3 separate regions of the Homo sapiens genome follow, and regions 1 and 3 are each linked to region 2. A link is a contact called in ENCODE Hi-C or POLR2A ChIA-PET data. All regions are on one chromosome and are shown on one strand. Each heading gives the region's core, a stretch centred on a gene start or an enhancer-like site at or near the end of the contact. The rest is flanking DNA. Distances are from core to core; before and after follow the strand shown. Region 1 overlaps LINC01033 (long intergenic non-protein coding RNA 1033). Region 2 holds the start of NDUFS4 (NADH:ubiquinone oxidoreductase subunit S4). Region 3 holds the start of PELO-AS1 (PELO antisense RNA 1).

Region 1 (3,392 bases), core at 847-3,346, 830 kb after region 2:
CTGACCTCATTGTGAGTTGTTGTGAGAATTAAATGATGTAATCCATGTAAAATGCTTAGAACAGTGCCTAGTACACTGTAATCACTGAAATTGGCTTATTGTTGCACTATTGGCTTTCTGGCTTGCTTTTGTTTAAATTAAGGCATAACTATCACATGGCTTGATATAATGCACTTGGGAATGGAAATATTGAGCTACATGACAAGGAACAATGTATTCTGGTACAGTTATATCAAGTTTCAATTTCATAACACAACTGAAAAAACAAAGTTTAAAAATGTTGACATATTTCTAGGTGGTTGCAGTGACAAAAATATAACCAACACAACAGATTTGAATCCCTCTAGCACTAACACCTGCTTTATGAAATATGTTCTATGGCATGTTTTCTTTAAGAGGTCGAGAAGCTTTAGATGATAAATTCTGTCCTATAATTTTAAAAAAGACAGCAGTGGTGATACATCCTGTTATACTGAGAATGGAAAAATCGACTTCAACTTGGTTCTTGTACTGTGTCTTGTTTTTCCATAAGGAGGAGGAGACTGTCCTCTACCAATTTCATTTATGCTTTTCTTGAGCCAAGACTGTGCTTGGCCATGCTTGTGGGTTGGCTCTTAAAGTGACGAACTGGTCACTGGGAAATTGTAGCTCCTCCTCGCCTTCCCCCGGTGTGCTTTCCTTACCAATCAAGTAGGGGAAATGGCCTTCTGGATTATGATCTATTGGTTTGGAGGTAGGGGTGGAGTGTGGGTGAATTTGAGTCACATCTACACTTCCCTAGGAAGCTGTTGCTTTTATTATGGTATTAGGAACTTTACAGATGTACATGCTAATATTAAGCTATTCTTGCTTAAAAATATTTTATTATATTAATCATTGTGGAATAATGGTTTAAAATGTTTCTGAAGTTACTAAATGCCTGGATAGAAATCAAACCCAAAAGAATTTTAAAAACACATGTAAAATTACTTGTCTAAGAGAAATTTCTGTGATGATGAAAATGTCTCTTCTGTGCTGTGTAATATGGTAACCAGTAGCCATATGTGGGTGTTGAGCACTTGAAAGTGAGTAGCATGACTGAGGAACTCAATTTGTAATTTTATTTAATTGTAATACATTTGAATTTAAATAGCCAGATGTGGCTAATGGTTACCATATCGGATAGTGTAAGTTTAAAACATAATGAAAAGTCACCTAACCTAAGCCTCATTTTCTTAGTATGCAAAAGGTGTGAATTAGGCCAATGGTTCTCTCGATCTTGGCAGTACAATGAAGTCACTCAAAGAATGTTAAAAGAGTACTGATACTTGGGTCTCCTGCTGTATTAGATCATTTTCATGCTGCTGATAAAGACATACCCAAGACTGGGTAATTTATAAAGAAAAAGAGGTTTAATGGACTCAGAGTTCCACATGGCTGGGGAGGCCTCACAATCATGGTGGAAAGCAAAAGGCATGTCTTACATGGTGGGAGAAAAGAGAGGATGAGAGCCAAGTGAAAGGGAAAGCCCCTTATAAAATCATCAGATCTCATGAGACTTATTCACTACCACTAGAACAGTATGGGGGAAACCGCCCCCATGACTCAATTATCTCCCACTGGGTCACTCCCACTACATGTGGGAATTGTGGGAGCTACAATTCAAGATGAGATTTGGGTGGGGACACAGCCAAACCATATCACCTGCCCAATATTATTTAGTTAGTCTAAGTCTAGTCATTGAGATTCTTCTAAAGCCTCTCAGGTAATCCTAAAGTACAGCTAAGGTTGGGAACCATCACTGAACTAGATTACCTTTAGGTTCTTTTTCAGTTCTATAATATAATTCTATATATTTAGCAGCAAATTGTACTAAATTTAGAATTCTATAAGGCAAATAGGACACTTATTACTTAAGCCAGTTGCAATAGAAAAGTACATATAGATGTTGGCTTTTTACAAAGGCTGTTTGTCCTAAAACGTTTCTGAAACTTAATGATATAAAACCAATAAACCAGGTTATTGTGATCTACTCCTCTTTGGAGTTTTTCCTGGCTGTGTCAGACCATGGCTTAGGCTATAGACAAGGAAGAGTCTATGTGTATGTACTTGTTTGGGATCTGACTGCAGCCTGTGTCAAGGTTTGGCCATCTGCCCATAAACCTGCATGGGGTGACATCACTGAGTAATCCAAGCTGCCAGTTTATGGAGATCTCAGTAGGAGGTCTTTGGGCTAATCATTTAGAGCACCACACAGCAACTGCTGAGTTTGTATCTTCCCTGGGATTAGAAAAATAAAGTTTTTGGCCAAGTCATTCTCTCTCAAAGCTACTATACAAATGGTTCCAGAAGGTATTCAGGACAGTGCTCCCAGGATTTTTAAGGCCTGAAACAAATGTACATTTCTTCTAGCTAATAAATTCCTCAAATAATGAGTGAAATAGGTACAAGTACTCAGTTTTCTCTAAAAACAAAACAAAACAAAAACAAAAAACTATTTGGTTTTAAGAGTTATACTCATAACAAGACTTTGTTTTGTTTTGTTTTGTTTGTCTGTGGGCCTTGACTAATTGATATAGTGTTTCTGTATGAGAGAACAAAGGACTACATATAGGTCAAATATTGGAGATTAACAAGGTGTTGGGGGAATCACTTTTGTTTGCCTGTGTGCCCACCCTAATCTTATCTTGAATTGTAACTCCCACAATTCCTATATGTCATGGGAGGAACCCAGTGGGAGGTGATTGAATATGGGTGGGTGGGTGTTTCCTGTGCTATTCTTGTGATTGACAGTGAATGAGTCTCACAAGATCTGACGGTTTTTAAAAACGGGAGTTTCCCTGCACAAATTTGCTTGCTGGCAACCATGTGAGATGGGACTTTCTCCTCCTTGACTTTCGCCATGATTGTGAGGCCTTCCCAGCCATGTGGAACTGTAAGTCCATTAAACCTTTTTCTTCCCAGTGTCGGGTATGTCTTTATCAGCAGCATGAAAACACACTAACACGCTTTAATAAACTGCTTTATTTACCATCACTTTAAAATAAAAGAGCAGACAATGGACCAGTGTAACAGAACAGAATCTGGAACCAGACTCCATATGGGTTTACACATCTGAATGACAAATGTGCTATTATAAATCAGTGGGGGAAAGGAATCCTGGGTAAATCTCACTGAGAAAATGCTTATCTTTACAGAAAAAGTAAAATAAAATAAAATTAGATTCCTACCTCACACCAATACATAAATCAATTCCAGGAAGATTAAGAATATAAATGTGAAAAAGCAAAACCTTTAGGCAAATTGTGGATGTAAATTATTCTCCAACTCTCAGGTCATACAGATAAGACAAAAATATCAGTGAAAAAGACTGAAATTTGACTACATGCAACTTAAAACTTCTATACAGTAAG
Region 2 (3,405 bases), core at 316-2,815:
ATTTGTAATGGCCCCAAATGGGAAACAATCAAAATGTTCTGCAATAGGTGAATGGTTAAACAAATTGTGGTACATCCATGTCATGGAATATTACTCAGCAATAAAAAAGGAATGAACTATTGATAAACACAACAACTTGGATGGGTCTCAAGTGCATTATGCCAAGTGAAAGAAGCCAATCTTAGAAGGTCATGTACTGCATGAGTCCATTCATATAACATCTCAAAATGTCAAAATTATAAAAACAGAAACAGAGATCACTAGGGTTAGGAGGGCAGGTGTTACCAAAAAGGTTAGCACTAGGGAGATCTTTGTGAGGGTGGAATAGTTCTGTATCTTGATCATGGTGGTGGTTACACAAAATATGTAGTAGAATGACATAGGACTACACAAATACTTTATATCAATGCCAGTTTCCTGGCTTTGATACTGTACTAGAGTTATACGAGATGTAATCACTGGGGGAAACAGGTACACAAGACATCTGTACTATCTTTGCAACTTCATGTGAATCTATAACTATTTCAAAATGAAAAGTTTGAAAGAAAATTTTCTCTGAGGCATCTCTCCCTTGCCTTCCTTCATCTTGTGCATTTCTTTCCCTGAGTATGACTTTTTCTCTTTCTTTCTCCCTTTCCCTTATGTACTGGGTTTTCCTTTAACGGTCCATAATGCCAAACTATGTCATTCCCCATCCTCCTATTGTTCCTATTTATTTAATGAAGGTTATGTTTTCATGTGCTTAATTTTAAAAGCAGGAAAGTACTAACTCTTTAAACAAATTTCTTAAAAAACAAAACCCAAAACTAACCTGCTTTTTATTTTATATAATTCAGTTAGTCATTATTCTTTAAGGTCGGAAGTCCACAATACAAACATGTTTCCAACACTTGTATTGGAAGATAATTTTTGTTTTATATGCATGGAGCATTAATATCATTCTTCATGTCTATGGATTATGAACACACACACATTCAGGATTTACTGGGGAAACAGTGACATCAAATATTATGTTCTATTGATTCTTCATATAAATCTACATGTCAAAAAATAATCCTTTGCCAGATCACGTATCCAGATTTTTCGTTTGGAAAATACGAACATTACTACTACAGAATATCAAACTGAATACAGCCCTGTCCTGAGGGCTTGCAAAGTGAATCTGGCAATACTTTGGAAAAGTACTACTGCAGGTTCTCAAGGACCCAAAGAGCTCTCCAGCTTTTCCAGTGGGTTCAGCCCCAAATATCCTAATTTCTTCAATAAATTACGAGTTGCAGGTGTTTAAATATGCAAGTATATTTTGGTCTTTTCGTTATCATTGTAAAACACCAGTCCTAACAAGCAGTAAAGATTACACTTTATGGTGGTAATATTTACAGTTAATGCACTTCTGCATTTCTTCCCGCACATTTTTCTTCTTACTTATTTAAACTAAGCGTTTCCCCTCTTTTTTTAAGCCCCAGTATTAAAAAGAAAATAAAATCCCAAAGAATTTCGCAACATTGCGATTGCACTGGCTTGAGAACGAAGGAAGTTAGTCCCTTGCGGTGATCCGTCCTTTCATCCTGGCGTTTGCCTGCAGCAAGATGGCGGCGGTGTCAATGTCAGTGGTACTGAGGCAGACGTTGTGGCGGAGAAGGGCAGTGGCTGTAGCTGCCCTTTCCGTTTCCAGGGTTCCGACCAGGTAATAGAATTTTCACACTTTTCTTCAAGCTTCTTGGGTCCCTCCATTTTTGCGGAGTCTCTGCTGGCTGAGTTCCGGAGGAGGCCTCGGGGAAGGCGTCCTCTGTTGACCCTTTTCTCGGGAGAAGTCGGGCGGACTAGGGACTGTCTGCTATCAATGGGCGTTGGCCAGGCGAGTGAGGGCGTGAGTGCGAGGCCGGGGAGGAGGACCTGTGGTTTTCTGGAAGCTTTCGTATTCGGCTTGTCGCTGAGGGAGAGGGTCCGTGGAGGTTTTGCCTCCGGAGCTGCAAGCTGAACCTTAGCCCTCAGAGAAGGGGAGGAGTCTCACTGATTTCTGTTTCCACTTTCTGCATCCCTTCCATTTGTCACCTGTTTGCCCACCACTCCAGTCCTTACAGAAGGGTTAAATCACTGTATCCCTTCCATGGTTTTAAGTGGTTTTAATTTGGTTTCTGCATAGGAAGATTGTTTATTCATCAGTCTGCTTGGGAGGAAAACTTGTTTGGAATTCAGTGTTAGTAAAAATATCACTGCTAGTAATATTGGAAGGTAATTTTTAAAAGGCTGGTGGTAATGCCTGGAGGTTTTCTAGGGATTTTGTTAAAGCCTCACAATAATTCAGGGATTGAATTGAGTTGTTGAGGGCTCTTTGCGTCCTTGAGAACCTAAAGTAGTACTTTTCCAAAGTATTGTCAGATTCAGTTGTCAGTTGATTGAGTTGTTACTGTTTTTCCTTGAAGCATTTTTGTGATGATTTTTTTTTTTTTGGCTGTATTAACCTTCCATTTTCTATTTTTCAGAATTTCCTGGAGTTTTTTAAATTATAGTACTAATGCTATACGTACATACACACACATATTAGAACAAAGATTGGAAAGACTGGATGGAGAGATTTGAAGGGGGTAGGAGGTGGATGCAAGTGGTTAAAAGTTGAAAGGAAGGTCTAGTAGAATGCTAATTGATTTAGTGTTAAATATAAATGGAATGCAGAGAATTAGGATGAGTTAATTCGGAAGAATTTTTAAGGATGAGTTTTATTAAGGTTTAAATATAGTGGGTGTTGGGTGGGAAAGAAGAGAGTGTCCCGTAGGGTCCGTGGCTTATGAAAAGGCTTGAAAGCATTAGTTAAACGATTACTAAATACATAGAATAGAGTCACTCAAAAGTAAGGGTGCTAAGATTGGGGAAAGGCAAATGATGTTTGTAATTAAGTGTTCCATATATGGAAAGTATTTTTCCTTTTTCTTTCTCTTTTTTTTTTTGAGATACATTCTCACTCTGACGCCCAGGCTGTAGTGCAATGGCGTGATCTTGGTTCACTGCAACCTCCGCCTCCCGGGTTCAAGCAGTTCTCCTGCCGCAGCCTCCTGACTAGCTGGGATTACAGGCGCGCACCACCACACCTGGCTAATTTTTGTATTTTTAGTAGAGGCGGGGTTTCACCATGTTGGTCAGGCTGGGTTAAGTATTTTTCTAAGGTAAAATACTTCACTGGTTAACTTAGAGTTAATATAGCGGTGACCAAGATTAGCCCTTCCTCCCGTACAGATTATAGGGATTAATTGTCATTCCCAGATAATAATGTACTCATGGTAGCCCCAGAACTGAAAACAAGTTTGAAGGGACCACTGGTTTATGGCTAATCAAAACATGGCTGTAATTTTAAGTCAAAGCCATTTTGTCAGCAATTATAGTAATTGAAGTTGAGATTAGATTTTT
Region 3 (3,388 bases), core at 303-2,802, 760 kb before region 2:
CTTAAGGATTTTCTTTAAATTATGTAGCTATTCAATCAGGGTCAGTCCTAGTTAATAGTTTTTCCCCACTTCCCATAGCCTCGGCTTTTAGCTTAGCTTTGGCAGTGAAGATCTGGCCCTAAGCTCTTGCGACCCAACCCCCAACCTAAACATTTCACAGGCTACTGGGCTGCGGAAAGCTGAGGCTGCCAACTTTGGAGCCTAGGATTCCCAGGACATCAGGTCAAGCAACTGAGAGGTCCACCCAGGGGTAAATTCCACACATAGTTTCTTCTCTCTTGGGACCAGCGCTTTAACATCTGGGTGAATCAGATCGTGCAGACACGGTAACTAGGCGCAGAAAACAGCTGGACACGTTGCTGGGAGCCCAGACAGAACGTGACCAGTAGTTCTCAGAAACCGCTTCTAAATACCAGCTCCAACAGGCTTGTAGCGTCCGAGTGCGGATAAGGCAAGAGCAAAAACGAGCATAGTTTGGGCCGTTGGGGCCAAATCTGCACTTCTGAGAGCTACTTTTACTGCTAAGCTTTGAAATTGGATTTACCCAGAGGGAAGCGTTGCAGTGGCAGCCGCAGGCAGGTAAAACTAGTATTTGCACTCACACACTCCCCGGATTCTTCACAGACAGGGATGGAAGAGAAAACTTAGGAAGTTGAAGTTTGGCATTAAAATAAAGGACTCGCCACCACTCTGTGCACCTTCTTGAGGGAGTTCATTCGTCCGGAGCGCCTCACAGCTTAGTGCGCCTGCGCACGCGCGAACTGCGGCCCCGCCTCTCCTTTGGGGACGGGAGACGTGCGTCGGGTCGCGGGACGGGGGCTGCGCATGCGCCTTCATTTCGTCAGCCCGCTGTTGCGTGCTGCCAGCGGGAACTGTGTAGGGGTAGATTTTCGCTGCAGTGTTCCCCGAGCCTGTTAGACGCAGCGCGCCGGGAGACTGAGAGAGGAAAGGATAGAGGAAGTGCTGCCCTAGGCTGCATGAGTCGAAGCAAGCGTGTTTCCTTCCCGCCAGGCAAGTGCCCTTAGAAACCGGGCCCCGCCCCCTTCCTGGCCTGCATTCCCATCCCCTCTCCCGGGGCGGAGGTGAGGACCTCCTTGGTTCCTTTGGTTCTGTCAGTGAGCCCCTTCCTTGGCCATGAAGCTCGTGAGGAAGAACATCGAGAAGGACAATGCGGGCCAGGTGACCCTGGTCCCCGAGGAGCCTGAGGACATGTGGCACACTTACAACCTCGTGCAGGTGGGCGACAGCCTGCGCGCCTCCACCATCCGCAAGGTACAGACAGAGTCCTCCACGGGCAGCGTGGGCAGCAACCGGGTCCGCACTACCCTCACTCTCTGCGTGGAGGCCATCGACTTCGACTCTCAAGCCTGCCAGCTGCGGGTTAAGGGGACCAACATCCAAGAGAATGAGTATGTCAAGATGGGGGCTTACCACACCATCGAGCTGGAGCCCAACCGCCAGTTCACCCTGGCCAAGAAGCAGTGGGATAGTGTGGTACTGGAGCGCATCGAGCAGGCCTGTGACCCAGCCTGGAGCGCTGATGTGGCGGCTGTGGTCATGCAGGAAGGCCTCGCCCATATCTGCTTAGTCACTCCCAGCATGACCCTCACTCGGGCCAAGGTGGAGGTGAACATCCCTAGGAAAAGGAAAGGCAATTGCTCTCAGCATGACCGGGCCTTGGAGCGGTTCTATGAACAGGTGGTCCAGGCTATCCAGCGCCACATACACTTTGATGTTGTAAAGTGCATCCTGGTGGCCAGCCCAGGATTTGTGAGGGAGCAGTTCTGCGACTACCTGTTTCAACAAGCAGTGAAGACCGACAACAAACTGCTCCTGGAAAACCGGTCCAAATTTCTTCAGGTAAAACAATCTTACCCAGGGATAATTAAGAATGGGCAGAGGGATTGGTATAAACTACTCCTAAAGTTTTAGAACTGGGAAAAATAAGAAGAGAAAGTCTTTACTTAGCTGGGATTTTCATGAGATAATGAAATAAAAAGAGAATGTTAAATGTCTAGCAAATTTATGGAGTAAACTTCGCTGAAACATATGAAGCCTTACTAGCGCTTTTGGCTTTAAGCCTTTGTGAGCTGATTAATGGGTGTTCTAGGAGATTATTTTGCCTAACTTTTGTAATTGTGATTCTAGGTACATGCCTCCTCCGGACACAAGTACTCCCTGAAAGAGGCCCTTTGTGACCCTACTGTGGCTAGCCGCCTTTCAGACACTAAAGCTGCTGGGGAAGTCAAAGCCTTGGATGACTTCTATAAAATGTTACAGCATGAACCGGATCGAGCTTTCTATGGACTCAAGCAGGTGGAGAAGGCCAATGAAGCCATGGCAATTGACACATTGCTCATCAGCGATGAGCTCTTCAGGCATCAGGATGTAGCCACACGGAGCCGGTATGTGAGGCTGGTGGACAGTGTGAAAGAGAATGCAGGCACCGTTAGGATATTCTCTAGTCTTCACGTTTCTGGGGAACAGCTCAGCCAGTTGACTGGGGTAGCTGCCATTCTCCGCTTCCCTGTTCCCGAACTTTCTGACCAAGAGGGTGATTCCAGTTCTGAAGAGGATTAATGATTGAAACTTAAAATTGAGACAATCTTGTGTTTCCTAAACTGTTACAGTACATTTCTCAGCATCCTTGTGACAGAAAGCTGCAAGAATGGCACTTTTTGATTCATACAGGGATTTCTTATGTCTTTGGCTACACTAGATATTTTGTGATTGGCAAGACATGTATTTAAACAATAAACTAAAAGGAAATAATCTCCACGTACTACCATCTTGATTAAATTGTGTAATTTTTTATAGGAATTATGAGTTATCTGTAGTACTTGGAAACAGAAAATGTGTGTATTTAAAGACGATGCCTATGCAGTATATTGTTTGGGATAGATTGCAAAATTTCACACTGCATGCTTTGAAACAGTTTTCCTTAGAAAAAGCTTTTGCTATCTTATCCTGTTTACATTATTTCTTTATTTTAATTCTGCTTGGTGTTCTTGCATTGCATTTAATGATCCCTTTTCTCCCCACCTCCACACACTACATTTTTTTTAGATTTAAATAGTTTTACTATTTTAAATGATTGCCGTACAATTAGTAGACTTGAAGACAAGTTTTAAATATTTTTCTTCAAAGGCTTGTTAAACCAATCATGTTAAAAGGAAATTCTTGGTTTTGGTTTGTTGTTGTTAGCATTAGTCATATTTGATTTAGAGGGTAACTTAAATCAGTTATTTTTAGCTTTTTAGAACTTTGATCTGCTAGGGATTGTCAAAATAATCTCCTTGAGGCATCTTTATTTTTAAAATGAGATTAAAGTATGTGATTTGCTTGTTATGTGGCTAATTAGTGGCAAAGCTGGAAGTCATTCCCAGTC

The links. Hi-C counts contacts between places; a loop is a spot of excess contacts on that map. ChIA-PET counts read pairs that join two places held with the same protein, here RNA polymerase II (POLR2A). Pooled maps may share reads with other maps.
Region 1: a map with no recorded cell type shows a loop between it and region 2 (4-fold over the local background). The contact joins the enhancer-like site here to the promoter of NDUFS4 in region 2. A Hi-C loop is called at or near these places in 1 of 37 single-sample maps with no recorded cell type and 1 of 50 pooled maps.
Region 3: a loop to region 2 is called in a map of naive thymus-derived CD4-positive, alpha-beta T cell, with 31 times the contacts of the local background. The contact joins the promoter of PELO-AS1 here to the promoter of NDUFS4 in region 2. A Hi-C loop is called at or near these places in 1 of 168 maps with a recorded cell type or tissue (naive thymus-derived CD4-positive, alpha-beta T cell) and 14 of 50 pooled maps. POLR2A ChIA-PET finds 5 or more read pairs at or near these places in 1 of 52 experiments (HEK293).

The regions. Positions count from the first base shown.
Region 1 is chr5:54,388,020-54,391,411 of GRCh38, forward strand. All of the region lies in intron 1 of LINC01033 (long intergenic non-protein coding RNA 1033), which reads left to right. Among named protein-coding and RNA genes, the nearest start is that of HSPB3, 66 kb to the right of the region's middle. RefSeq lists enhancers at 2,510-2,639, 2,650-2,779. Within about 2 kb of position 2,097, at least 4 of the 41 ENCODE cell types and tissues checked have a DNase peak (open chromatin) inside an H3K27ac peak, as active enhancers do.
Region 2 is chr5:53,559,074-53,562,478 of GRCh38, forward strand. It overlaps NDUFS4 (NADH:ubiquinone oxidoreductase subunit S4), which reads left to right and starts at 1,566. Exons shown (of 5, transcript NM_002495.4): 1 at 1,566-1,687. The coding sequence starts at 1,590. RefSeq lists an enhancer at 1,468-1,967.
Region 3 is chr5:52,799,261-52,802,648 of GRCh38, forward strand. It overlaps PELO-AS1 (PELO antisense RNA 1), which reads right to left and starts at 1,553. Exons shown (of 5, transcript NR_186455.1): 1 at 1,432-1,553. All of the region lies in intron 1 of ITGA1 (integrin subunit alpha 1), which reads left to right. PELO (pelota mRNA surveillance and ribosome rescue factor) reads left to right here. Exons shown (of 3, transcript NM_015946.5): 2 at 625-1,860; 3 at 2,149-3,388. The coding sequence starts at 1,135. The coding sequence ends at 2,580. RefSeq lists enhancers at 665-1,363, 1,364-2,063.